4 separate regions of the Homo sapiens genome follow, and all the other regions are linked to region 1. Evidence: chromatin contacts called from ENCODE Hi-C or POLR2A ChIA-PET data. All regions are on one chromosome and are shown on one strand. The core of a region is the stretch at or near the end of the contact, and the rest is flanking DNA. Distances in the headings are between cores, read along the strand shown.

Evidence for each region. Hi-C counts contacts between places; a loop is a spot of excess contacts on that map. ChIA-PET counts read pairs that join two places held with the same protein, here RNA polymerase II (POLR2A). Pooled maps may share reads with other maps.
Region 2: a pooled map shows a loop between it and region 1 (3-fold over the local background). The contact joins the enhancer-like site here to the promoter of CXXC4-AS1 in region 1. A Hi-C loop is called at or near these places in 2 of 37 single-sample maps with no recorded cell type and 3 of 50 pooled maps. POLR2A ChIA-PET finds 5 or more read pairs at or near these places in 1 of 52 experiments (MCF 10A).
Region 3: a loop to region 1 is called in a map with no recorded cell type, with 13 times the contacts of the local background. The contact joins the enhancer-like site here to the promoter of CXXC4-AS1 in region 1. A Hi-C loop is called at or near these places in 10 of 37 single-sample maps with no recorded cell type and 4 of 50 pooled maps. POLR2A ChIA-PET finds 5 or more read pairs at or near these places in 1 of 52 experiments (T-cell).
Region 4: a loop to region 1 is called in a map of GM12878, with 6 times the contacts of the local background. The contact joins the enhancer-like site here to the promoter of CXXC4-AS1 in region 1. A Hi-C loop is called at or near these places in 1 of 168 maps with a recorded cell type or tissue (GM12878), 22 of 37 single-sample maps with no recorded cell type and 6 of 50 pooled maps.

Annotation. Positions count from the first base shown.
Region 1 is chr4:104,487,217-104,493,580 of GRCh38, reverse strand. CXXC4-AS1 (CXXC4 antisense RNA 1) reads right to left here and starts at 2,616. Exons shown (of 10, transcript NR_125926.1): 1 at 2,521-2,616. It overlaps CXXC4 (CXXC finger protein 4), which reads left to right. Exons shown (of 3, transcript NM_025212.4): 2 at 1,522-2,837. The coding sequence starts at 1,779. RefSeq lists enhancers at 1,200-1,249, 5,252-5,441.
Region 2 is chr4:105,231,327-105,238,524 of GRCh38, reverse strand. TET2 (tet methylcytosine dioxygenase 2) reads right to left here. Exons shown (of 11, transcript NM_001127208.3): 3 at 1,174-4,628. The coding sequence starts at 4,582. All of the region lies in intron 2 of TET2-AS1 (TET2 antisense RNA 1), which reads left to right. Among named protein-coding and RNA genes, the nearest start is that of TET2, 88 kb to the right of the region's middle. Within about 2 kb of position 1,869, at least 2 of the 41 ENCODE cell types and tissues checked have a DNase peak (open chromatin) inside an H3K27ac peak, as active enhancers do.
Region 3 is chr4:105,186,903-105,194,024 of GRCh38, reverse strand. TET2 (tet methylcytosine dioxygenase 2) reads right to left here. Exons shown (of 11, transcript NM_001127208.3): 2 at 3,520-3,665. The region is part of intron 2 of TET2-AS1 (TET2 antisense RNA 1); the gene reads left to right. Among named protein-coding and RNA genes, the nearest start is that of TET2, 44 kb to the right of the region's middle. Within about 2 kb of position 2,029, at least 4 of the 41 ENCODE cell types and tissues checked have a DNase peak (open chromatin) inside an H3K27ac peak, as active enhancers do.
Region 4 is chr4:105,302,496-105,309,903 of GRCh38, reverse strand. The region is part of intron 2 of TET2-AS1 (TET2 antisense RNA 1); the gene reads left to right. Among named protein-coding and RNA genes, the nearest start is that of TET2-AS1, 47 kb to the left of the region's middle. RefSeq lists an enhancer at 3,207-3,486. Within about 2 kb of position 4,268, at least 2 of the 41 ENCODE cell types and tissues checked have a DNase peak (open chromatin) inside an H3K27ac peak, as active enhancers do; they include GM12878, where a contact is called at or near this core.

The DNA of each region.
Region 1 (6,364 bases), core at 1,367-3,866:
CTTGATTTACTTTGCCTAATAGGGATTTGTTTACATAAACCCCTCTTTTTAGAGCACCTCATCAGTAGGTCTTGAAGTTTTTGCACTTGGAGTTTGGGCATAACTGGTTCATTAACCTAATTATAAGCATAATTACTATAATTGATAACCATTTTGAACTCTGAATATTTGAGACGGAGACTATTGGGCCCCCATGTAGAATTCCCTGAACTCTGCATTCTAGACCAATCTATGGGCTTCAAAAGATGTCACAAAAAGATATTCTGGCCAAAAAATCTGGAAACAAAGAAACTGGTTTTTTAAGTGAATATACACTTTATGCCTTTGCTTTGCTTCTTAAAAGGCTGTGATGTACTTCTCCCTCTGTAATAAACAACTAAAATACCTCTTCCTAAAGCATAATAATGGCCTGTAAGCAAGGAGATTAATGCAAATACCCAGTTAACATTAAACTTTCCTCTTAAAAAGAGCAAAATTAAAAAATAATTTTGTTATTTTTCTCTGGCAAAGAACACGTTAAAGCCCCCCCCCCTTTTACTCAATGTAAAAATCAGTGATTGTGAGATATCCTTTTCAAAAAGTCCCATGCTTTCCTCTTGTCTTCGGAAGAGACAGCAATCTCCATTAGGAATGATTAGGAATATTCTTATAGAGGCTGCAGGCACTTGGTTTAAAACCTGAGACATTGCTGATATAAATAAATATGTATATATGTAATTATCTGGCTTATCTTTATTTTCTACCTTAAAAAAAATCAAGTAGAACACCACCCTCTTACCCCCACCAAGACCCACCACCAAATGGCTTGTACAATTGAGACCTGTCCTTGGTCCATTGAATTAAGACCCTAACAGAGCCAGCTGTGCTGGGATTCAAACTAATGACCGCAGACACAGAAGGATACTGTGGCAGCTGGTAGTTCTTTTTTCCCTGCCTCTTTAGTTCAGATTGTATGTGGGCAGTCTCTTAGCTCTCAGTTGTATTGTGTTTGCTTACAGTTTATACTCGGATGTATTGTAGACTTTTTCAGTACTTCATTTGCTAATTTCCTGTTCATTTTCCTCATAGGGCCATTGCTGTTTTCTACTTTACAGCATTTGCATGCCCAGGCAGCACTTGTTCACACATTTCATAATGTTTAAATGCCCTCTGCTTATAGGTAGTATCGCCCTCCCACCCATGATTTGCATGTCTTTAGCACTCCAATTGCCCTTTTCCTTAGGCGTTTGTCACCCCCGTCTTCCTTCTTTCCCTGGGTATCCTGGCTATTAATACATTTTCTCAGGAGGGTTATAAGAATAGGGGGGAGGAGCTGTGGTTTGCTGTGGGGAGGGAGGGAGCGGGGGTTGGGAGAGTTGGGGGGGATGGGCTGGGGGGGGTCACGTCTTGATGATTCTTATGCAAACGACCTGATGGAAGAATGTGGGAGCTTTCGGTGTCTGCGGTGGGTTAGTGAGGGAGGTTGTTTATTTTTAATCTTTTTCCTCGTGCAGCTCGTTGGAATGACTTTCTTTATTTTAGTTGTAACAGTTGGAGGATAATGCAAAGGAAGACGCTGCCTGGGAATTCACCGTCTGTGGAAATGAGCCCCAGAGAGGAATAAAGCAGCCCTCACCTTGCTCTCCCCACCCGAACCCACTTTCCCCACCCGCCTCGGCCCCCACCCCAACACCACCATCACTCCCTTCCCTCCCCCCCACCTTTCCCCCTTTTCCACCCAGGTGTCGGACCAGGCGGTCCCCACTTCCACCCTGCACCCCTTCTTCCCCCCCTGCACCATGAACACCAATGTCTGCGTGGAGCCCGGGCCGAGCCCGGAGGCCCCGGGCTTGCCCAAGGAAAGCCACTTGCCCGAGGGGGCTCTGAACAGCCTTGTGGATTACAACTCGGAAATGGAGCGCTACCGCTCCTTTGCCACCTCCTTCTACAAGACCAACGGGGGCGCCTTCCCACAGGCGGCCAAGATCGCGCGCATCACCACCCCCATCTTCCCCAGCAGCGCCGCCGCCGCCGCGGCCGCCGCGCGCATCGGCATGTCCCCCTGGAACTGCGACAACGCGGCCACCGCCGCCGCCGCCACCGCCATGCTCTGGGGCAGCGGCGGGGGCGGGGGCGGCGGCGGGGGGGGTGGCGGCGGCGGCGGCGGCGGCGGAGGCGGGGGCGGGGGTGGTGGGGGCGGCAGGAAATCCTCCTCCGCCGCCGCCTCCTCCTCCGCCTCCTCCTCCTCGGCGATCCTCCCCGCCGGCGGTGGCGGCGGCGGCGGCGGCGGCGGCAGCAGGACCAGCATGCACCACCGAAACGACTCCCAGAGGCTGGGGAAAGCTGGCTGCCCGCCAGAGCCGTCGTTGCAAATGGCAAATACTAATTTCCTCTCCACCTTATCCCCTGAACACTGCAGACCTTTGGCGGGGGAATGCATGAACAAGCTCAAATGCGGCGCTGCTGAAGCAGAGATAATGAATCTCCCCGAGCGCGTGGGGACTTTTTCCGCTATCCCGGCTTTAGGGGGCATCTCATTACCTCCAGGGGTCATCGTCATGACAGCCCTTCACTCCCCCGCAGCAGCCTCAGCAGCCGTCACAGACAGTGCGTTTCAAATTGCCAATCTGGCAGACTGCCCGCAGAATCATTCCTCCTCCTCCTCGTCCTCCTCAGGGGGAGCTGGCGGAGCCAACCCAGCCAAGAAGAAGAGGAAAAGGTGTGGGGTCTGCGTGCCCTGCAAGAGGCTCATCAACTGTGGCGTCTGCAGCAGTTGCAGGAACCGCAAAACGGGACACCAGATCTGCAAATTTAGAAAATGTGAAGAGCTAAAGAAAAAACCTGGCACTTCACTAGAGGTCAGAGGAGATGATTTCTTGTTTCCCAGTCTCCCCCCTTCCCTCCTCACTCCCTCTCCCCTTCAGGGATTCTTGTCTGGCTTCAAGATGCAGTACCCCTTCTCAGAAGCTTCATTCAGGTGGTAAGAGTTGTAGGTGGTTTGCGAAAGGCTTGGCCTCTCCACCACCCGCACCAGCTGCACTTCACGTGACACCGCCCTTCTGATAGAGAGAGTGCCCTCCTTTTTATCCCTGGGGGAAAAATAATGTAATTGAAGAATCAGAAGTTTCACATTCAATATGCTCAATATTTTCCCTTGGTGGTTTAAAATGCCCCCTCCTCCTCATTAAAAAGGGTGGGGCATCTTGCCCAAAGGACTGGACACATCACATCCTATACAAGTTTACTGGCTAAGTTAGTGGCCCATTTATAACAGTGAGGACACAGTTTGTGGTACACAAGCCTGTTCTCATTAAAAAACCGGTAACAAACCACACAGCAGTATTCAATGAAGTTGAAACACCTGGATTCAGAAGGGGATTTCCTACCCTTTTCTAGAATCATTTTTCTACTCATCAAGGCAGAATGTTTTCTATTTTATTTTCTGCGTATCTGATATTTTTGGAGAAAGCTGAAACTGTGTAGGAAGCGGATTTCTACCTGCAAATTTTGAGGAGATGTGACTTAGAATAAAGGGATACAATTAGTTAATTTCAGGGCAGATAAGAGTGATTTTGTTTAAAAATTATTTTATGTGGTTTTAGAATGAATAATTTCTAAAACTCAGTTACAAAAAAAGTATTTCCCCTGGGCTCTGCATTGGACAAAGTAACCATTTTGTGGTTACAAAGTTGGTGTATACACCAAGCACAGTTTTGGTTGATACCTTATATGGTCAATAATAGTTTCTTTTACCTATAGGTCTTTAAAACAGATATTGTACAGATGCTCACTAAAGTAATTGTTAAATTAGGTTATGAATTATGCTAAATACAGAGATTGATACCTTTGATAAAAATTTTGTATTGTGTCCTGATCAAAACAAAAATGGGGAAAAATGAAAAATCACAGGTAAATGACTTTGGTGGTATATTAAACAAAGAAATCTGGACAAGTACTTATAGTTAGTCTCGATAAAATTTACAGGGTAGATAATTAGATGTTCATATATACATGAGACTGTAGGTGGTGGGTTTAGCATTCTGTGCTTTAACATTTTAATATTCTGTGGAGTGAGTTGCAGGATGAGAGTGGCTCTCACAAGTTATCTTAGGGTTATCTGTACATTCTTTTAAAAATTGTGAGTACTGCTTAGAGGAGTTTGCTTTATGAACTGGGAAGCAGTCTTTAAAAGAATAAAGAGAAGGGTTAAAGATCTTTGGTACAGGTTTGAACACAAAGAAGATACAGTTTTTTTTTTAACCTTTAATTGTGTAAATCAAATGAGATAGCCCTCTAGGATTCTAAAAATATCAGAATTATGTTGATGTCATTATTGGGTATGATCAGTTTCATCAAAATATTGCATTTATTCTTCTTTATAAGATAAATCAGCTCTTTTTGGAAAGTTTAACTTTACTCCTGGATGGTTTATTACATTTTCTTTGGCAACTTTCTTTGTGCAAATATAATAGCAACTATAATGCAGGTCCATGTATTTTCTTAGGTGGCAAAAAATAGCTTTTGAATCTTCTTTGCCGGATTAATTTATTGTAACTTCTAAGGACTATGGGAAATTAAAATTCAGTTCATACTGAAATTCTCTATTCCCAGCTGATAAGGACAACATGGCTTTTATTTTTCCTCTTGAAATGTAGTATCTAGAATTATAAATTTGGTTCTGCTGTTAGGCCTCATCTTTAGCTAGACTCGTGGCACTACTTGCATCCCAATTTAAGATATGTAGTAACTGAATAATTCTGATTTATTTAGTAAATAATTACCCTGCAGGGGTTTGATATGAGTACCAATAGGTTTTCTGCACAAGTTTCTATGCTGGTGTAATTTTTTAATTTGATGCTTTTCCTACAAGCTTGTTGTGATATTTAAATTCCTCAGGCATTTTGATGACAAAATCCCATAAAACTACATTTTCTTCTTTTTAAAAAATTCTCATGCACAAAAATTCTGTTACTCTTCACAAGGTGGGGTATGGGTAGAATAAGAAGCTGATTTTTTCCTTTGAACTCTCAAGCTGATCTTCTAACTTCAGATCCCTTCTATCAGAGCATGGGCTGTGTTTCAAGGCTAAGATTATTAGCGGAATACTATTTGGCTAAAAGAAATAAAAAGCTTTTTTTCAAAATTGTATAAGATCCTATCTAGATCATTAAAAAAGACAATGCCATCATGACTGCCTTAGACCTATGTGCAAATACACAGTTATGGTTGTAGGAAACCAGCTGAGCACATGTCAGAGTGACAGGGCTTACATGACTGAACCAAAGCTGGAAGAGGAATTGCAGGAAGGTGAAAAGTCCCCCTGCTGACCTGGTTTCTCTCTTAAATTTGGTCCATCCTCATCTGGGAAAATGTTTTAGAGATTGGATGGGTTCCTGGCTGAGGGCAGTGATTTGGGGACTCATTGTGGATATCACCTGTGGGTTCCAGATGTAAACTCCATAGCTAATATTTGTTGGCTTTGAATTATGGGTGCCAATTAACATCTGGATCATAATAATAACATATATTCTTCTTTATCACTTCAAGACTCATGTGCCACTCTTCCCTTTGACTTGTTCTCATCCCAAAGACTGGAGACATAGTCAGATTTTTTTTCAGGGTGAGAAAACTGAAATTAAGACAGACTCACATGGATATGTTGGGACTCTCATCCAGATTTTTTTCAAAGCCTCCTCCCTAGTGTTCCTTTTAAAACTGCCTTCTATTTTTCTGCTTAGTCTCACCTTAAGAGCATCTTATGATGCCCTAGAAATGTGTTTATAAAATCACCCCTTGATCATATTTGATATGATAATGCACACAAAACATTTAGTTTTTCTGTTATACTGTGCACTGTGTATTTGCATAACCACTGTTCATTAAGTCAATTACTCTGTTAAAAAAATAGCCACTAATTGTTCAAAGCAGTCATTACAAATGCTCTCTGCCCCTTGTGTGACAAAAACTGTTTTAAAAATTTCTATCCTAAATGAAAAATATTAAGTTCCTTGATGTTTTAATAAACGTGATCATATAGGAGATCCTTATGATAAGTTACATGATAACACTTTGTCTCTTGCAAAGATAATCCTTCAGTTTTTATATTCACAACAGTAACATTTCTGATACTGACTTCTAACTTTTAAAAATATCCCAATCTGATATGGCTCAAGGGATAAAATTGTCCCATGGGCAACCCCAGCCTCTTAGTCTCTGAACATTGTTCAGGTGACATGATTGATCTCTGTGGGACAGCATTAGAGACCACACAGATCTGGTTTCTCTACCATTAGTTGATTTATGGAATTACATTAGTAAGCAGTGCCTCAGGAGGTTTCCCTTCCCCCACTCTTGGCTCTCTTTGCAGTAAGTTTCACACTGCCAC
Region 2 (7,198 bases), core at 620-3,119, 750 kb before region 1:
GCTGTAAACTGCTGAAATGACAACAAAGGATTCAGAAAATTACAAAAACTTAGTTGATAAAGCAGCAGCACAGTTTGAGAGGACTGAGTCCAATTTTCAAAGAAATTCTGCTGTGGGTTAAATGCTATCAAACAGCATTGCATGCTACAGAGAAATCTTTTGTGAATGGAAAAATCAATTGATACAGCACTTCACTGTTGTCTTATTTTAAGAAATTGCCACACACACAGCCATCCCAGCAACCTTCAGCAACTACCACCATGATCAGTCCACAGCGATCAATACTGAAGCACGACCCTCCACCAGCAAAAAGATTAGCACTCACTAAAGGCCCAGATAATTGTTGGCATTTTTTTAACAATAAATTATTTTTAAAGTATATATTTTTTAGACACAATGCTATTGCACACTTAGTATGTTACAGTATAGTATATAAATAACTTTTACATACAGTGAGAAACCAAAAAGTCCTTACAACTTGCTTTATTGTAATATTCATTTTATTGTGGTATGGAGCCAAACCCACAATATCTCTGAGGTATGCCTGTATCATATTTTTTAATCAAAAAGATGAAATTTTAGAGAAAAGGGAATCAAAATGAATATAAATCACAACATTCCAAATGTATAAATGGAGAAAAGGAAACTTTAGGAGCACTAAGAGTGTCAGCATTATCATTTCCCCCAACTCATGAAGACTGAAGATAATAATTTCCCTATTAGCCAGAAATCTTGTGAAACTAATATATTTTACCTTGAATTAAAAAATATTTAAAGTTCGTACATTAGACTGCCTATGGTCGTTATTTTCTCATTTTAATAGATTGTTTTTTTGCTGCCTAGCTGTCTCTCCAGGAGATAATATACAAAGAGCTAAATAGGCGAATTGATCTAAAACAGATACATTCAAATTTTACAGGATCTGAAGAGAGGGAAAAATAAACATGCACGATTATTTAATTCTTTTGGAAAAACTGCATGTAAGTGAAGTTCTCTTTCACAAGACACAAGCATCGGTAACTTGACAAAAAATGTAAGCTTCAGATTTTTATGAGCCTTTACAAATTGCTGCCAGACTCAAGATTTAAAAAAAGAAGGAAAATCCCATATCTGAAGATAAATTTGCTAATTCTGGATAAACGCCATGTGTCTCAGTACATTTCTGGCACTTACCTACACATCTGCAAGATGGGAAATCATATTGAGTCTTGACAGGTGTATCCAATAAATTTTTTATAGGAGTATCTAGTAATTTGGAAGGTGACTCTATAAAATTATTGAGAACAGAAGCAGCTGTTCTTTTGGTTGGTGTCTTTTCTGAAGAAGTTGTTTGCTGCTCTAAAGCTGGGGTGTGGCTATCAAGTTCTGCAGCAGTGGTTTGTCTAGTCAAAACTGTGACTGGCCCTGACATTTCAACTTTTACTTGCTTCTGTGATTTGAGAGTAAGAGCCTTATGGTCAAATAACGACTTGGCGTGAAACTGCTTCAGATGCTGCTCCATGGTCTCAATGATGCTCTTTTGCTGCACATTATCACAGCTTGCAGGTGGATTCTCTTGCTTAGTTACCTTTTTCCATGTTTTGTTTTCTGGTGGTGCTGTGTGCATACAGGCATGTGGCTTGCATCCAGGTTCCACCTTAATTGGCCTGTGCATCTGACTATGGCAAGACTCAGTTTGGGGTTGCTGTGTTTGCTGCTGTTCTTGCTTCTGTAAGAGATGCCACCTTAGAGCAGCATGCTTTTGAGTGTCCTTCTGGGGAGGGGTCTGAGTGTGACTTCCTCCCTGGTCAGGCACAGGAAAAACATTTGCATGGTTATGTATCAAGTACCTTTGCTGAGCAAGTTGCGCAGCTTGTTGACCAGACATATCTTGGTTTCTATTTTTATATCCCTGTAGAACTGAAGCTTGTTGTGACTTCTGCTCCTGTTCTTGAAAGCACCTGTGAAGAAGATCTTGCTTTGGGATCACATTATTTGGAAAATATTGCATGTGATGCAAGTTTTGGGTCTTGTTTCCTGCAAAAAGTTCAGGATGTGTAGTCTGTTCTTTATTCTCTGAAACTAGGTGTGTATTGTTTGAACAAGAAACCTGTATTTTGCATGCACTTGATTTCATGGTCTGACTATAAGGGGAATTTCTACGATTTATATTCTGTACTTCCTCCAGTCCCATTTGGACATTATGAGTCTCGAACTCGCTTGATTTTGAATACTGATTTTCACCATGAAAACATTCTTCCACTTTAGTCTGGCCAAAGAATGATCCTTCTCTTTGCTGATCATTGTTGCTTTGGGGGTGAGGAAAAGTCTGGAGTATTTCCTCTTTATTCTTTATTTGTAATTTTTGCTGCTGTTGCTGGTTTTGAGGGAGATGTGAACTCTGGGATGGTTGTGTTTGTGCTGCCTGTTTATGAGGCTTATGTTGCAAAAGGTGTGAGTTTGAAAATGGCTCAGTCTCTGAAGCCTGTTGATTCAAGTGCTGTTTCAACACTGGGGACATAAGTTTTTCAGTTTGGGAATCTGCTCTTTGTTGAAAATGAAATCTAGTGCCACACAGTGACTGCACATGAGCTTTTGGTAAATGGTCTGTTTTGGAGAAGTGCACCTGGTGTGAGGGTTTTTGGAACTGGAGATGTTGGTCCACTGTACCTTGGGACTGCCCTTGATTCATTTCAACTTGGTACATTTGTGACTTGTGCTCCAGCTGTGTTGTTTTCTGGGTGTAAGCTTGCCTTGGGAGCCCCCCAGGCATGTTGGAATTTCCAGTGTATTGTTTGGAGGTCATTTGATTGGAGAGATTGGGTTGATACTGAAGAATTGATGGCAGTGATGCCTCATTACGTTTTAGATGGGATTCCGCTTGGTGAAAACGAGGGGCCTTCAATTCAATCCATCCTGGTTTCAGATAGTGCTGTGTTGGGGGCACAAGATCTCGTGTTTGCTCCTTGTCTCGACCCTTCAGAATCTCTTGCTCTTTGTTTCTCATCAACTGCTGGCAGTTGTCCTGTAGCTCTCCACTGCTACCAAAAATTGGTGGGTTATGCTTGAGGTGTTCTGACATTGGTCTTGTTTTCTCAGAACACAATGGAACAGTCATTGTCCCTGCAGTCTGTATGTCATTCCTGTTCACACAATTATTCTGAGGCCTTTCAGAAAGCATCGGAGAAGGGCTGCATACATGTGTAGATGGATTAGGACTCTGGGAAGGTGGTGCCTCAGGTTTACCCTCTATTTTCACTTCCCTTAAAAGTGTTGTGTTACTTTGGTTGGGGTAGTGGTGGTGTTCTTCTAAAACTCCACCATTCAGAGTGCTTTTTCCTTCTGAAGGAAGCTGAGGAACCTGTGGAAGAGGAGGAGGGGGAGAAAGAAGCAATTGTGATGGTGGTGGTGGTGTGGTAGTGGCAGAAAAGGAATCCTTAGTGAACACTGAGCTTTGCTTGAAGTAAGCACCATTCATTTCATTTTGTTTTAAATACCGTTCAGAGCTGCCACCAGGAGCTTGCAAATTGCTGCTGGAACCTGAACAGAATTCTTCACCAGACGCTAGCTTTGTGGTTCCCTGGATGTTATTTTCTGCAGGAGATGGGCATATCTCAAAAACTGATTTTTGTTGTTGTAGTTGTTCTGGTTTCTGAAAGGAACAGGTATTTAGCATTGCAGCTAGTTTACTGGCATTATCAGCATCATCAGCATCACAGGCCTCACTCACCACTGCAGCTGGCTTTGGAGGCAGCTCAGAGTTAGAGGTCTGTGCGGAATTGATCTGCCCTGAGGTATGCGATGGGTGAGTGATCTCACAGGACAACTCATTAGTAGCCTGACTGTTAATGGCATTTATGTGAGATGTGGTTTTCTGCACCGCAATGGAAACACAATCTGGATAATATTGAGACAGTGTTTTTTCCAGGAGTTCACCATGTGTGTGTTCCACGGAAGAGGCAGAAACTGTAGCACCATTAGGCATTAGCACTGCCTTGTTTTTAAGTAATACAATGTTCTTGTCATGGTAATTAGCACTTTTCCCCTCCTGCTCATTCAGAATCTGAAGCTCTGGATTTTCAGGCCCACTGCAGTTATGTGTTGAAAAACTGGTGAAATCTTTAACTGCATTTTCTTGGGCTACAGAACTCACAGATTCTTTCTTATCACTCAAATCGGAGACATTTGGTTGACTGCTTTCACCTGGATTTCTTTCTTGGCTTACCCCGAAGTTACGTCTTTCTCCATTAGCCTTTTGGTCTTGTTTCAATTTCTTGATCTGAAGGAGCCCAGAGAGAGAAGGTTCACTAACTGTGCGTTTTATTCCTCCATTTTGCAAACACTTGGAATACCCTCTACTTTCTTGTGTAAAGTCAGGACTCACACGACTATTCTGGCTTCCCTTCATACAGGGTATTCCATAATAACTTTTGAAAGAGTGCCACTTGGTGTCTCCATTTACTTCTGGATGAGCTCTCTCAGGCAGTGGGCTTCCATTCTGGAGCTTTGTAGCCAGAGGTTCTGTCTGGCAAATGGGAGGTGATGGTATCAGGAATGGACTTAGTCTGTTGCCCTCAACATGGTTGGTTCTATCCTGTTCCATCAGGCTTGCTTCGGGGCCATCCACAAGGCTGCCCTCTAGTTGAATTCTAAAGAGCATGGAAACAAAAATTAAAATGTGTTTATTTCTATCTATCTATCTATCTATCTATAAAAATACTAATATATCTTAAGGAATAATTGTGGATAAATATCGGAATACCTAGACATAGCAAACTGATATTTATTTTCATGTTTCATAGTGACAACTGACAGCTACTCAGGAAATAAACATTCTTGTCTTCATAGCAACTCTAAAATATTTATGGTCATGGAGAACAAGGGTGATCAAAATTACCAGCTAATGTGGGAAGTTCATACTCTTAGTTACTAGCATCAATTTCATTCCTAAATAATTTTTTGCCAAAATGCTAAAAACAATTGAAAAATATCCCCTTTATTTTCTCTAGCACTTCATTTACCTAATCACTTGCTAAGTTCTATCAACTGTACTTCCTATATATTCCTTTAATCATCTTGACTGCCACTTCATAGCTCAGATCTTCTCTTTATCACTGTGCCTCCTCCTGATCTACTGCAGTAGCTTTTTTTTTTTTTTTTTTGAGATGGAGTCTCACTCTCTTGCCCAGGCTGGAGTGCAGCGGCACAATCTTGGCTCACTGCAACCTCTGCCTCCCAGGTTCAAGCAATTCTCCTGCCTCAGCCTCCCAAGTAGCTGAGATTACAGGTGCCTGCTACCATGCCTAGCTAATTTTTGTATTTTTAGTAGAGATGGGGTTTTACTATGTTGGCCAGGCTGGTCTTGAACTCCTGACCTCAGGTGATCTGCCTGCCTTGGCCTCCCAAAGTGCTGGGATTACAGGTGTGAGCCACCGCACCCCACCTGCAGTAGCTTTTTAAAAGGGTTCTCCTCCCCTAGCCCCGTCTGCCCTTCCCCTCCAGCCCTTTAAGGTTCCCTTTGTTATCAAAAGGAAGATTGTAAAATGCAAATCTGATGTCATATTCTCTTTAACACACTGGCTTAAACTTGCCTGCATGGTTCTCAAACTATTTCATCCAAATACACCTGAGAGATAAGGCACACTCCCTTCAGTGTTATCAATATTCCAGGTGACAGAATAGGGGTGATGAAAAGTGTACTTTATGAAAAACCCTTTCTAGGTGATTCTATGTTTTTCTCTAGAGGGGCTGGCTGCCCAAATCTTTTGAGAATTTCTGTTTAAATGTTTTCTTCCCCCCGCATACAGGCTGTTTTTTCTGTCCTCCTACTCTCTCTTACAGTTTATACTCCAACAATAACAACAGCTTATAAATATCCAAACATAGTAAGCTGTTTCAGAGCTTCATGCCTTTGGTTTTCTGTCTGCCTAGAATGCCTTCTTAATCCCCTTATTTGCCCAATGACTCTAAACCTGCCTCAGATATCATCTTCCCTAGGATTCCATCTTTGACTCTCTAAAAGAATTAATCATTCCTGCAGAGAAAAGGGAACACTTATCCCCTTATTGCTTGTGGGAATGTAAACTAGTTCAGCTGTTGTGGAAAGCAGTGCGGTAATTTCAGAGGACTTAGAATTGCCATCTGACCGAGCAATCCCATTATTCGGCATATTACCCAAAGGGATATAAATCATTCTACCATAAAGGCATATTGCACACGTATGTTCATCACAGCACTATTAATGATAGCGAAGACATGGAATCAACCTAAATGTCCGTAAGTAGTAGACTGGATAAAGAAAGTGTTACATATACACCATGGAATACTACACAGCCATAAAGAAACACAAAATCGTGTTCTGTGCAGCAACATGGATGGAGCTGGAGGCCATTATCCTAAACAAACTAACAAAGGAACAGAAAAATACCACATGTTCTCTTAAGTGGCAGCTAAACAGCAAGAACACATGGACACAAAGAGGGGGAACAACAGACAGCAGGGATACTTTGAGGATGGGAGAAGGGAGAGGATCAAAAAACTACCTATTAAGTACTACGCTTATTACCTGGGTGACAAAATAGTCTGTACACCAAACCCCCAAGGCATGCAATTCACCTATATAACCTGCACTTGTACCCTTGAATCTGATTGCATTCATTCGAACATTTTTGAGAGTAGTACTAACGAAGATTTCAGAGTCCCAATAATAGAGAAAGCCAGAAGAAATGGCACTAAAAAAATTAATCCATTGTATAAGGTGTCTGCTTTATTTTCCCACAGTCTTTCTCATTACATTTATTTTAAAGATATAAGTAGAAAAAGAAAGACTATTTTCTTTTTGGGCGAAAAACAACTCTATTAAAACAGCTATTTCTTGATAAACAAGAAAAATGAAATAGAATAAGAATATAGATGTTGAAAGCAACGCTAAAGTTATTGTTTACAGATAAAAAGATTATATACTGGTCAACCTAGAGAATCAAGTAAAAAATGGTTACAGTTTGTGAGAATTCAGCAAAGTAGCTGAAGAAAAATTTATAGCCTTGATTTATAAGAGCATCAACCAGTCAGAAGTTTTACTGGAATAAAATACTGTAGTTATAATAGAAGAAATTAATACACTAGGAATAAGTTTTTAAAATGTGGAAGACCTATTTTAATATAACTTTAAAACTATACTAATATATAAGTACAAAAACAAAACAAGGGAAAAGCTATA
Region 3 (7,122 bases), core at 780-3,279, 700 kb before region 1:
CCTTTTTCCTTCCACAAAATGAACTAATTGGACTAGCTGATGTCTAATGGTTCCAAATCAATAATTTTTTGATTCTCTGTCTCTCCAACTTATTATAAAAATACAAAATTTGGATAGCAAACAACTTTTGTACTATGTTAGTATTACACGGATTTAATGCATAGTAAAAACAGCTCTTAGAAACTTAATTCAGCCTATATGACAAATATCAAATGAACTTTAGTTGCCTTAAGAATATCTGCATCTGATTGTCTTAACTGACTCATGCTGAATTCAAACTCATATGTCCCAACTTCCCTATTTCTTTTAATACCAACACGTAATTAATCATTTTGAAAATTTTAGAGAAATCTTTGACTCCTCTCTTTTATCTCTTACGTGCAGTCAGCAAATAAATCCTCATGATTTTTCCTTAAAATATATAAAATCTATCTTCCCTTCTCTCTTAACAAAATCCATTTTCAATTTATCTCCTAAATTACTCCAACTACTGCCTCCATTTCCTTATTTGTTTAAATTTGTAAAAATAATGATATAGCTAAATACAAGAATTCACCTTTCTACTCATCTGCTCTAATTATTCCCCAATATTTTCAGGATAGCATGCAATAATCTTTAGCTTGACTTTAGGATTTTACTAAATTTGGCCTTACCCTGCTTTCCCATCTTCTCTCTATTTGCCAACATGAACTTTATACAAGGTCGCCTTTTTCCTGCTTCCCACTTGCCCTCTGCCTGGCCCATTCCTGCCCTAAAGGCCAACATTCTTATTTCACTCCATTTCATGCTGTTTCCCCTCCACTTCTCTCCACTGGGATGTCATTCTTTGTTATCGATCCCAATTCTTCCTGTCCTTCAGGATCCAGGCCATGCCCTGTCACCTTCCTTTGTGAAGCCTCCTCTGTTATAGTCCAGATGGACCTTGCTATTCAACTTCCAAAGTTCTTGTCCATATCACTTACTTAAGTGTATGTGTAAATATTTACTGATGTATAAGATACTGTGATTCTTTTTAAATCACTCTGCATAAAACCTTTTACTACTCCAGGTCTTTTGGCTGTTCTCCACTACCTGCAATTCCTTCAGATAACTTCATGGCTTGTTTTTATATCTTTATCAGATTTTTATTTAAGACATAATCTTCTCTTGAAGCTGCCTTACTTGACTACTATATCTTCAATTACTACCTAACCCTGCCACTCAATTTCCTTTTTCTGCTTTACATTTTTAAAACTTAGCACTTCTTGGTATTTACTATATTATACATTTTATTTTGTATGTGTCTGTCTCTTACTCTAATGGATTCTAAGCTCAACAAGGGAAGAGATTTTTGCCTCTTACTCATTAATGCCACTCTAGTTCCTAGAAGAGTGCCTGGTATTTGGCAGGTGCTCAAGAAATATTTTTGAATGAATTCATATTTCAAAAACTAAAAGCAACATTAATAAAAGTGGTTAATAATAAAACAAATACCAATATAAAATTGAGAACTTACTATATGTTGGGCAATGTACAGGTAATGCATAAAATAATCCTGTTATTATCTATTATTACCTACTTTCTTCTTTGCCATTTAAAGCAGGGCTTACAGAGGTTAAATAATTTTCCCAAGAACACATTCCTAATAAATGTACTAAAAATAAACTCTAGGCTTATTTGCTATTGAAAATATGTCAAGGGCTGAGCTTATCCAACTGTAAAAAATTAAATGCAAAACAAGATTTTTGAGGAGATATGAGGGAAGAACTCCTCAGAGAGCTACCTGTAAAACCTTTTCCCTCAATGGCTAATATTTTAATTTGTTGTCTTCGTTTTTTTTTTAAGTTATCTTATAATTTTCCATAAACTTCTGCACTTTATTCCTTACCCAGGCTTAACGTTCAAGAAGAGAAAATCTTCTGACTAATGTTATGACTTCATTAAGGAGGAAAATTCCATCTTAAAAATGCGCTCTCAGTTCTCATGTAAAAGACAAGAGCAGAATGAGTAGTCACAGTTCTCACAGAGTGAGGTAAAGCAATCATCAAGGGAGGAGGGGAAAAGTAAAGAATGCTTTATTCATAATTACCTAAGATTTTCCAGCATGAGAGGGGAAAGAGGAAGTCTATTTTCAGTGACAATGATTACTCTAAAAATATTAACATGCAAGGGGAAAATTTTCATTCTGAGAGTTACTACTATACTGAGTTCTCTTTCCCTCACAGAGTGACTTAAAATTCCCAAGGTAGAGAGGTAATCTAGACAGATGCGCTTGCCCTGTGTCTTGAAAATGGCAACATCCAGGAATCATGGGAGTTCAACTGAGGACACACTGGAAAGGATTTCTCAGCACCAGAACAGTCTCTGAGAAGTATCAAGTGGCAGAGTGGATACTTATATCCTCAGGTGTCTGCAGTAAGGCAGAGATTAGAGCTATACAGGCTTATTAGAAGATTTGTTATGCTGAATGCATAAACAAGATTTAGTGAAACTGAAGCTGAATTACCTACTAAAAGGATTATAGACAAAAAAAAAGCCTAATTCTTCCTTTTTTCTATCTAATCCAGAGTCTCTCCTGCAATGTCTCTATAATTTTAACTGTCTTATATAGTTCAGGCAAAATTATATATTGTAGAATTCATTCTCATCTTCATCTTAAACATTTTAGACAAAAATATATTAGTTCCCTACTTCTATACATGCATATATGAGAAAATGGTCTGACAACCCTTAGGTTGGGACACTCAGCAGGTCATGGCATTCAGAGCAAATTGATTTTTATTAAGATAATTATAAGAACATGATTAAAAAAGTATTTTGTATCTCCCTCTTTCTTTTGTATTTTCAGAAAATCATATGAACTGGGCCTGGGGGCATGCACCTGTAATCCCAGCTCCTTAAGAGGCTAAGGCAGGATGATGGCTTGAACCCAGGAGTTTCAGAGCAGCCTGGGCAACATAGCCAGACTCTGTCTCTATCCATTAAAAACAAACCGTATGTAAAATCACATAGCTGCTCCTGAGATCTGCCATTCCATAATTTAGTTCTCTGCTAGTTCTATGGCACCAAATTGTCACAAGACTGACTAGCCAGGTGCAGGAGGTACTCACTTTTCAGATCAGCAAGTAACCACAAATACCATTTATTTGGTCCTTAACAAGATTGAGACGAAGTGGCTACAAGTGAAGCAAAATGGAGGCGATAAATACTCTAACAACTGGTTATAGATATCACATTTTCTTATGTTTATAGTTACATTTGAATAATCCTTACCTCTTTTTAAAAACTCCATAGACATTGAGAATTGATAAAAATCTATCTTTCTCCAGAAAAATACAGCTATACATAAGTCAGTACACAACTTTAGTAAATTCACAAATCTTAACAATCTAATCCATGTGTCCTAAGCATAGACAATAAAGAAAAGTATTTGAGAGGGTGCAGGGTAACTTGAAGTTGAAGTTTGGGAGAGAGATTACCATTACATTAGGAATAAATTCATACTTGACAAACAAGTGTCAACTGTCTCCACTGTCTTACCAGCAGCTCAGTCCCTTACTGCTCTTCCTGGATCATGTCCTATTGGCTGCTGCTGAGCCCATCTCCTGCTTCCAAGCGTTGTAACTCAACAGGAGCAAAGGCAAGTAAACAATCTTGAGAGGGTGTGCTGCTGAATGTTTGCCAGCCTAGAGAAGACAGAGTTTGAACATTTTTAAGTTAGCAAAAAGGAACAGGGTATATACACCTGATATAAAGAGTTTAAAAGGTTTTGGATACCTATAATTGGATATTTCCATTACAGTGTGGCTGTTAAAAAACTTAGAGAATCTTTCTCAAAGCAATGACACTCTCAAATGTACCATAATAACAATTCTAATATCTGTAGAACACTTTGCCATGCCCAAAGCATCTTTAGTCTTCACATCTTCACCGCAATAATCAATGAGGCTTAAGAGCCAGTGGCTTATATTACTTCATCTGTTGAATCCAGTGGTTCACAGTGTGGCTTACAAGAGTATCACCTAGGTAAGAAGTTGAGGATTTTGCTCAGAGATTCTGACTTGTTGAGCTAAGAGGAAACTTTATTCTCCAGGTGACTGTAAGATGAAGTCAGGATTGAGAATCATTAAGTCCCTGTACTTCATGAGATGTGGCACTAACTAAACTCATAAATAGCAAGCATTCATTCAGTATATGCCATGTCAAGGTAACATGCTAAGTGCTATGGAAAAGGTAAAACATTATAACATGTGGTCTCTGTGCTCAAGGGTTTTAATTTAGCTGGAGAGACTGGACATATACTTTAAAAGGACCACCTAATAAGATACCTACTTTAAAAACATAACCCAAGTAAGACTTAATTGGTCAAAGATGTAGTAAAAATATTGGGTGCTACAAATAAGTGGAGATGACATGCACTGATAAAAGGGAGTAGGTTAAAAACATGAGAGAAGTCCACAGAGTTCCAAGGGCAGAGAGAAAAGAGGAATGGGGAGAAAGCGTTGTTTTGAGGCACAGATACAGCTGCAGCAAATTGGAGGAGATTAAAAAGCTCTCTCTGACTGAAGAGTGTCTACAAAGGAGCACAAGAAGACTTTGGAAAGACCGATTTGAAACAGAATCTAAAGAGTTTTGATAAAATGGCTAAAGGAGTTGGTCCATTGTCCTGAATATATGGAAACAGTATTGGAATATCCTGAAATAGTATCTGGAATAGTATCAGAAGCAGTTGAAGCTCAGGTTCCCGGGGTTCTTGGTAAATGCCAGACACTATGCTAGATGCACTACATATGTTACCTCATTTAACACTCAAAAAAATCTGGTAAGATCATTATTATTATCATTATCATCATTATTATTATTCCCATTTTACAGAGTAAGAAGGGAGGTCTCTTAATTTTTTCTCAAAGTCACATGCCTAGAAATAGTAAGCTGAGACTGGGACACGTTGCTTCTTTAGAAACATGGCATCATAAAAGCCATACGTTAAAATTTAAGGGGTGTTTTGAGATATAATTCACATACCATAAAATACATCCTTGTAAAGTATATGAGTCAGTGGGTTTTAGTATATTAAAAAAAATTATGCCACTCTCACCTATCATTACTATCAAATTCTACAATATTTTCATCACTCTGTCCCCCTCGCCCCAAAAAACCCAGTACCCATTAGGAGCCAGTTTTCATTCATTCCTCCCCCGGGCCTTGGTGACCACTAATCAACTTTCAGTCTTTATGGGTTTTCCTATTTTGAACGACTTTATATATATAAAACCATACAAAATTTGGCCTTTTACGTCTGGTTTCTTTCACTTAGTGTAATGTTTTTAAGGTGCATCTGTATTGCAGCATGTGTCTGTACTTTATTCCTTTGTATGACTAATATTCTACTGTTTTGATATGCCATGTTTCCTTTAGCTATCAATGATGAACTTTTGGGTTACTTCCACTTTTAGCCTCATAAATAATGCTTCTTTGGATATTCATTTCAAACTTTTTAATTGTGATAAAATGTATGTAACAAAGTTTGCCATTCAAACCATATTTAAGTATACTATTCTGTGGCATTAAGTACATTCACATTGCTGTGCAACCATCACTGCCACCCATCTCCAGAACTTTTTCATCTTCCTAAACAGAAATTCTATACTCATTAAACAATAACTTCCCATTTGCTCCTCCTCCCAGCCCCTGGCAATCATTATTCTACTGTATGCCTCTATTAATTTGACTATTCTAAGTACCTCATGTAAGTGGAATCATAATATTTTTCTTTGTGTGATTGGCTTATTCCACTTAGTAGAATGTATACAAGATCCATTTATTTTCTAGCATGTGTCAGAATTTTCTTCCTCTTTAAGGTTGAATAATAGTCCATTGTATGTCTATACCACATTCTGTTTATCCATTCATCCATCTGTAGGCATTTGGGTTGCTTCTACCTTTAGGCTATTGTGAATAATGCTGCAACAAACATGGATATACAATGTTTATAAGTTTTTGTATGGGCATATGTTTTCAATTCTCTTGAGAGTGGAATCCCTAAGAGCGAAACTACTGGGTCTTATGGTAGTTCCATGCTTAATCTTTTGATGAACTGCCAAACTGTTTTGCAAAGTGGCTGCACCTTTTTACATTCCACTAGCAATGTGTCAGGGTTCCAATTTTTCCATATCCGCACTAACACCTGTTATTGTATGTTTTAAAAATTATATCCATCCCAGTGAGTGTGAAGTGGTAGAAGATTTAGGTGTTATAAATAATCATATGCAAGATATTGGCTTATTGCAGTACTCAAGTATAAGCAATAGTTGGAATGAGAGGGTGGCAGAATAAATGAAATAAAATGATCAAACAGAAATATTACTGATAAAGAAATGAATGGCATTTAGTAACATTTTAAATGTAAGAAGAAAAAAGAAATTCAATTATAGTGATAAAGCTTTTGAGTTTGGTTGTCTGAAAGAATGATGCTACTAATGAGATAAATAGATAATTCTAGAAAGGAATCTGAAATGACAAATTCTTGACATGATGCATTTGAAAAAACTTATGTATTCCAAATAAATATTCATCAGGCAGGTGAAGTACAGGAGGTCAGGGTTGGAGTCAATAGGCTATTTCATTTTTCTTTTTAAAGAAATGATCAAAGAAACATTATTAAGATTAGAAGAGGGTTATTGCCTGTATATGATTAGACTCTTAAATCTGAGTTCAGCAACTGACAAACCAAATACTGAGGAAGGCAGAGGAGTTTTTACCTTCTGTTTTCTGTTTAAAATAGTAAAACAAAACTTAAAAAGTAAAAAATATAACTTTATTAAGCTTTATAGAACTTGTTTTTATCAGAATTTGAGTTGGTATCACATTTTTAACTATACCAAGGTGGTGCTTGTGGTTCTTGGAATGGTGTGAGCAGTTCTAGGGGGATTTCCCTCTCTGAGCTGGCACAAGATTGGGAGTCCTGGAGGACATGAGTGTCACTACCAGCAGTTATCTGGTTGACTGGGAATCAAGCTGGCAAACTATCAAGGAGAAACCATGAATTCTAGTTTTATATGCCCAAAACAGTCCCCTTTAGTAAAAAGAGGTGATCCCCAACAAATAGAATAGTCTCTTGCTAGAATATAGTTCCTCAGTAGC
Region 4 (7,408 bases), core at 3,019-5,518, 810 kb before region 1:
AATAATTAATAGCCTACAAACCAAAAAAAAGTCCAGGACCAGATGGATTCACAGCCGAATTCTACCAGAGGTACAAGGAAGAGCTGGTACCATTCCTTCTGAAACTATTCCAATTAACAGAAAAAGAGGAATCCTCCCTAACTCATTTTATGAGGCCAGCATCATCCTGATACGAAAGCCTTGCAGAGACACAACAGCAAAAGAGAATTTTAGACCAATATCCCTGATGAACATTGATGCAAAAATCCTCAATAAAACACTGGCAAACCGAATCCAGCAGCACATCAAAAAGCTTATCCACTATGATCAAGTGGGCTTCATCCCTGGGATGCAAGGCTGGTTCAACATACACAAATTAATAAGTGTAATCCAGCATATAAACAGAACCAAAGACAAAAACCACATGATTATCTCAATAGATGCAGAAAAGGCCTTTGACAAAATTCAACAGCCCTTCATGCTAAAAACTCTCAATAAATTAGGTATTGATGGGATGTACGTCAAAATAATAAGAGCTATTTATGACAAACCCACAGCCAATATCATACTGAATGGGCAAAAACTGGAAGCATCCCCTTTGAAAACTGGCACAAGACAGGGATGCCCTCTCTCACCATTCCTATTCAACGTAGTGTTGGAAGTTCTGGCCAGGGCAATCAGGCAGGAGAAGGAAATAAAGGGTTTTCAATTAGGAAAAGAGGAAGTCAAATTGTCCCTGTTTGCAGATGACATGATTGTATATTTAGGAAACCCCATCATCTCAGCCCAAAATCTCCTTAAGCTGATAAGCAACTTCAGCAAAGTCTCAGGATACAAAATTAATGTGCAAAAATCATGAGCATTCCTGTACACCAATAACAGACAAACACAGAGCCAAATCATGAGTGAACTCCCATTCACAATTGCTACAAAGAGAATAAAATACCTAGGAATCCAACTTACAAGGGATGTGAAGGACCTCTTCAAGGAGAACTACAAACCACTGCTCAACTAAATAAAAGAGGACACAAACAAATGGAAGAACATTCCATGCTCATGGATAGGAAGAATCAATATCATGAAAATGGCCATACTACCCAAGGTAATTTATAGATTCAATGCCATCCCCATCAAGCTACCAATGACTTTCTTCACAGAATTAGAAAAAACTACTTTAAAGTTCATATGGAACCAAAAAAGAGCCCGCATCGCCAAGTCAATCCTAAGCCAAAAGAACAAAGCTGGAGGCATCACACTACCTGACTTCAAACTATACTGCAAGGCTACAGTAACCAAAACAACATGGTACTGGTACCAAAACAGAGATATAGATCAATGGAACAGAACAGAGCCCTCAGAAATAATGCCGCATATCTACAACTATCTGATCTTTGACAAACCTGAGAAAAACAAGCAATGGGGAAAGGATTCCCTATTTAATAAATGGTGCTGGGAAAACTGGCTAGCCATATGTAGAAAGCTGAAACTGGATCCCTTCCTTACACCTTATACAAAAATCAATTCAAGATGGATTAAAGATTTAAACGTTAGACCTAAAACCATAAAAACCCTAGAAGAAAACCTAGGCATTACCATTCAGGACATAGGCGTGGGCAAGGACTTCATGTCCAAAACACCAAAAGCAATGGCAACAAAAGCCAAAATTGACAAATGGGATCTAATTAAACTAAAGAGCTTCTGCACAGCAAAAGAAACTACCATCAGAGTGAACAGGCAACCTACAACATGGGAGAAAATTTTCGCAACCTACTCATCTGACAAAGGGCTAATATCCAGAATCTACAATGAACTCAAACAAATTTACAAGAAAAAAACAAACAACCCCATCAAAAAGTGGGCAAAGGACATGAACAGACACTTCTCAAAAGAAGACATTTATGCAGCCAAAAAACACATGAAAAAATGCTCATCATCACTGGCCATCAGAGAAATGCAAATCGAAACCACTATGAGATATCATCTCACACCAGTTAGAATGGCAATCATTAAAAAGTCAGGAAACAACAGGTGCTGGAGAGGATGTGGAGAAATAGGAACACTTTTACACTGTTGGTGGGACTGTCAACTAGTTCAACCATTGTGGAAGTCAGTGTGGCGATTCCTCAGGGATCTAGAACTAGAAATACCATTTGACCCAGCCATCCCATTACTGGGTATATACCCAAAGGACTATAAATCATGCTGCTATAAAGACACATGCACACGTATGTTTATTGCGGCATTATTCACAATAGCAAAGACTTGGAACCAACCCAAATGTCCAACAATGATAGACTGGATTAAGAAAATGTGGCACATATACACCATGGAATACTATGCAGCCATAAAAAATGATGAGTTCATGTCCTTTGTAGGGACATGGATGAAATTGGAAACCATCATTCTAAGTAAACTATCGCAAGAACAAAAAACCAAACACCGCATATTCTCACGCATAGGTAGGAATTGAACAATGAGATCACATGGACACAGGAAGGGGAATATCACACTCTGGGGACTGTGGTGGGGTCGGGGGAGGGGGGAGGGATAGCACTGGGAGATATACCTAATGCTAGATGACACGTTAGTGGGTGCAGCGCACCAGCATGGCACATGTATACATATGTAACTAACCTGCACAATGTGCACATGTACCCTAAAACTTAAAGTATAATAAAAAAAAAAAAATTAAAAAAAAATGCAGTAAAAACAAAGAGGCATTAGGCTCAAAGCAGCATGAAATTTGCCCTCTGTTAGTCATCCAAATCCTGCTGATGGTCCCACAAGGGTCTTTGCTCAAGACAGGGTAGTACTATGAGAAGGTAGTGCTATGAGAAGGACCTCTGGGCTGCCCTTGGCTGTCCCAGCCCAGCTTGACCTTGATGCCTGCAAACACCTGCTTTGATTGGAGTTGTCTTGTTACTGAGTGGGTCCAGCTTTCCAGCGCTTTCCAATTTACAAACTGGAAATTCCTGCGGTGAAAGATGTAAAAATTGTTTTTAAATATTAAATATAAAAGATTAAATATGCAAAAAAAACCTGAGGTAGGTGGAACCCTGCCACTTTTGAGACCTTCCGAGAATACTGATGACACCCTTGAGAAGAGTAAATAACTGAGAGGAGCATCAACTTTGAGGAAACACACATCTCATCTTTCTTCCTCCTTCAGTCTCGCCCACAACCAGTTCCCCCACCATACCTGCTTTGACCCCATTTCCAGGATAGGTAGTACTCTCTTGAGTCATTCTTTCTGTTTCCAGCTGGCTCACATTAATAGTGACGCAGAAAAGCTGAACGGCCCTCTTTTCTCTGAAAGAGCTCATGGTTAGATTTAGCAAGAGGCTTCTGCTCTTTCTGTCCTTCCATTGGAGAGTGTCACGTGTCATTCTGTACAGCCCTGGGGTTTTCCCCTCTTCTAAAATTCTAGTTATGAATGGTTATCATAAGTGTGAGTGACTCACCACTCTTTAATATACCAAGGCATAGGCAAGGCTGTGTGACAGCAGTGGCTGGCATGTGCTTGCAGCCAGACACACACCCACCTACACCCACACTGTTTTGCTTTTGTCCTTCAAGGTTGGAAGTGCTGAACAGAGCAGAATCCCAGGTATTGTAGCATCATGGCATAATGTTTTCCACTGAGGCTTTTCCGAGTCAGAAGTGGACAACCTAATTAGGGGGGTTTTAATGTGTATGTGACATATACTCACCATCCTAAGCTGTGTCATTGGAACTGAGGATGTTTTTGACTTTTCCTTCCCACTCTCTTTCTCACTGACCCAGACCCCTTTCTGTGGAACAGAGAAATGGTAGGCAGTGTATCTTAGCCATTTATTAACGGGGCCCAGACATGATCCCCAGGACTTTGCTGACAGGTCTAAATAAGGCTAATCTACATGTTGCCACCAGGAGCTCTATTAAAAAATTGGACAGCTGGGGGAAAGGCTGGCCTACTGGGCTTTTCACTGTTCTGACTGGGCAGCCCAACATCCTATTGCCCTGATAGAATAGAACTCCTCATATCTGCCTTGCTTTCTACCAGGCTCTGGAGCCACTTATTAGCTCTGTTTTAAGAAAATTATTGATATTCTGTGTCTCAGTTTTCTCAAGCATGAAATGGAGATAAAAATTGTACTTCCCTTAAATTGTGGTTATAAGGATTAAAAGAATAAATACATGTAAAATGCTGAAATCAATATTTAGCCCACAGTACTCTTAAATGTTAGTGATTAGTAATATCCATAGCAAGCCTCTTGCTTCAAGCCCTCTTGGGAACTTCCTAAGCTGCAAATATGTGAGTAATATCACAGCCTGTATGGCAGATGAAAGCATAATCTTTGGAAAGTTGTGTGCCTTGACCTGAAAATACTTGGACTGACCATCACTGCCATCGCAAACCATAAGCAACTGAGCACTTATTGAATATGATTTTCTCAACCTGCAGCTATACTTGAAGTCTGTAGGGGCTGAAACTTACCGTTATTTCCAACGCTGTTTGTAGTTCTACCACAAAGCCTGGCCTGTTGTAGATGCTTAATTGAGTTAGCATTGAGGGGCATCATTTTGAATCTTTATCATGAAAAGGACACTTTTGCTTGGCTGAACCTACATTGACACATAATTATGCAGAGCCCACAGTTTACACATGGGTTTGCTCGATTTGTACATTCTATGGATTTAAACAAATATATACCTGTATCCACCATTACAGTGTCATACCAAGTAGTTTCACTGCCCTAAAAATCTTCTGTGCCCTATTTGTTTCCTCACCTCTAACTCTGACAATCACTGATGTAATCGTTTTCTATTTCTGTAAAATTGGTAGTAATATCCTCTTTCATTTCTGATTTTAGTTACTTGAGCTTTTTTTCTTAGTCATTCTAGCTAAACATTTTGTTGATCTTTTCTAAGAGCTTACTTTTGGTTTAATTTTTTTGTTTTTTTTTTTTTGTATCCTGTATTGTATCTTTGTTGTAATCTTTCCTTCCTTCTTCTGGCTGTGGGTTTAGTTTTTTCTTTTTTTAGTTCCTAAAAGTGTAAAGTACATTGTTAATTTGACATCCTTCTTTTTAATGTAAGCATTTACAGCTATACATTTTTCTCTTGGGTCTGATTTCTGTACATGCCATAAGTGTCGGGGGGTTGTGTTTTCATTTCTCTCAAAATATTTTCCAGTTTCTCTATAGTTTCTTCTTTAACCCATTGGCTGTTTGAGTATATTGTTTAATTTCAATGTGTGTGAATTTTCCAGTTTTCCTTCTGCTACTCATTTCTAGTTTCATTCCATTATAATTGTAAGGGATACTTTGTATGATATCAACCTTTTAACATTTGTTAAGACTTTTTTGTTAATAAATGTTTAACATTTATTAAGACTTTTTTGTTAAGCTTCAGTTGCTTAACATTTCTATTCTGAAGAATGTTCTATGTACACCAGAAAAAAGTTGACTTTGTCTAATATAAATATGGTCATCCTTGCTCTCTTTTGGTTGCTGTTTGCATGGATTACCTTTTCTCATTATTTCACACTCAATCTGTGTGTATTCTTAGCTCTAAAATGAATCTCATAAAATTGTATCCTGCTTTCCTTAATCAGTTTTGCCAATCTATGTCCTTTGATTGGAAAATTTAATCCATTTACACTTAATGTAGTTATTCATTGGTGAGGACTTACTTTTGCTATTTTATTTGGTTGCTGTATACATTCTAGCTTTTTCTTCCTCTTTTTCTCCATTACTGCCTTAGTTGATTTCTTATCATGACAAGTTTTGATTCCCTTCTCATTTCCTTTTGTGTACATTTTGTATATTCTTTATGGTCACCATAGGGACTACATATAATATTCTAAAGTTTTAACAATCTTTTTTGAATTTATACCACTTCAGCTTCAATTGCTTACAAAAAATCCTGTTCTTTCTTCTCCTTCACTTTATTGATGTCACCGATTACATCTTTATACATTATATGCCTATAACCACAGATTTATAACTATTTTTATGCATTTGTCTTTTAAATCATGTAGAAAATTAAAAGTAGAATGAGAAACCAAGTTTATAAAAATATTGATTTTTATATTTGCCCATGTGTTTACTTTCTCCAGAGATATTTATATATTCATAAAACTTTGAGTTACTGTCTAATTTTTTTTACTTCATTGCAAAGGACTCCCTCTAGTATTTCTTGCTGGGCAGATCTAGTGGTTATAAACTCCCTCAGTTTTTTGTTTTTCTGGGAATGTCTTTACTCCTCCCTCATTTTAAAGGCATGGTTTTGCCAAATATAGAATTCTTATCTGAGTTTTATCTTTCAGCACTTTAAATATATCATTCCAGTGCCTTCTAGCCTTCAAAGTTTCTGCTGAGAAATTGGCTAATAATCATATTGGGACTCCCTTGTACATAATAAATATTTTATTGGGTTTATCATAATTGATTTTTCAAGCTTATTGGATGTATATTTGTGTCTTTCATCAAGTTTAGAAAGTTTCTGGCCATTATTTCTTCAAAGAAAGTCTCTGACCACCCACATTTCAGAGACTCCATACAGCTTATATTGTTCAGCTTGATGGTATCCCATAAATTCCTTAGGCTCTGTATACTTTTCTTGTCTTTTGTTCTGTTTTTAGACTTGATAATTTTAAATGTTGTATCTTCAAGTTCACTGTTTCTTTCTTCTGCTGGCTCAAATCTGATGTTGAACCTGAATAGTGACTTTTTAAAAAAAATATTATACTTTAAGTTCTGGGATACATTGCAGAACCTGCAGGTATGTTACATAGGTATACATGTGCCACGGTAGTTTGCTGCACCCATCAACCATCATCATCTGTATTTCTCCTAATGCTATCCATCCCCTAGCCCCCCACCCCCCAACAGGCCCTGGTGTGTGATGTTCCCCTCCATGTATCATGTGTTCTCGTTGTTCAACTCCCACTTATGAGTGAGAATATGCGGTGTTTGGTTTTCTGTTCTTGTTAGTTTGCTGAGAATGATGGTTTCCAGCTTCATCCATGTCCTGCAAAGGACATGAACTCATTCTTTTTTATGGCTGCATAGTATTCCATGGTGTATATATGCCACATTTTCTTTATCCAGTCTATCCTTGATGGGCATTTGGGTTTGTTCCAAGTCTTTGCTATTGTGAATAGGGCTGCAATAAACATGTGTGTATGTGTCTTTATAGTAGAATGATTTATAATCTTTTGGTGTATATACCCAGTAATGGGAATGCCAGGACAAATGGTATATCTGGTTCTAGATCCTTGAGGAATCACCACACTGTCTTCCACAATGGTTGAACTAATTTACACTCCCACCAACAGTGTAAAAACATTTCTATTTCTCCACATCCTCTCCAGCATATATTGTTTCCTGACTTTTTAATGATTGCCATTCTAACTGGCATGAGATGGTATCTCATTATGGTTTTG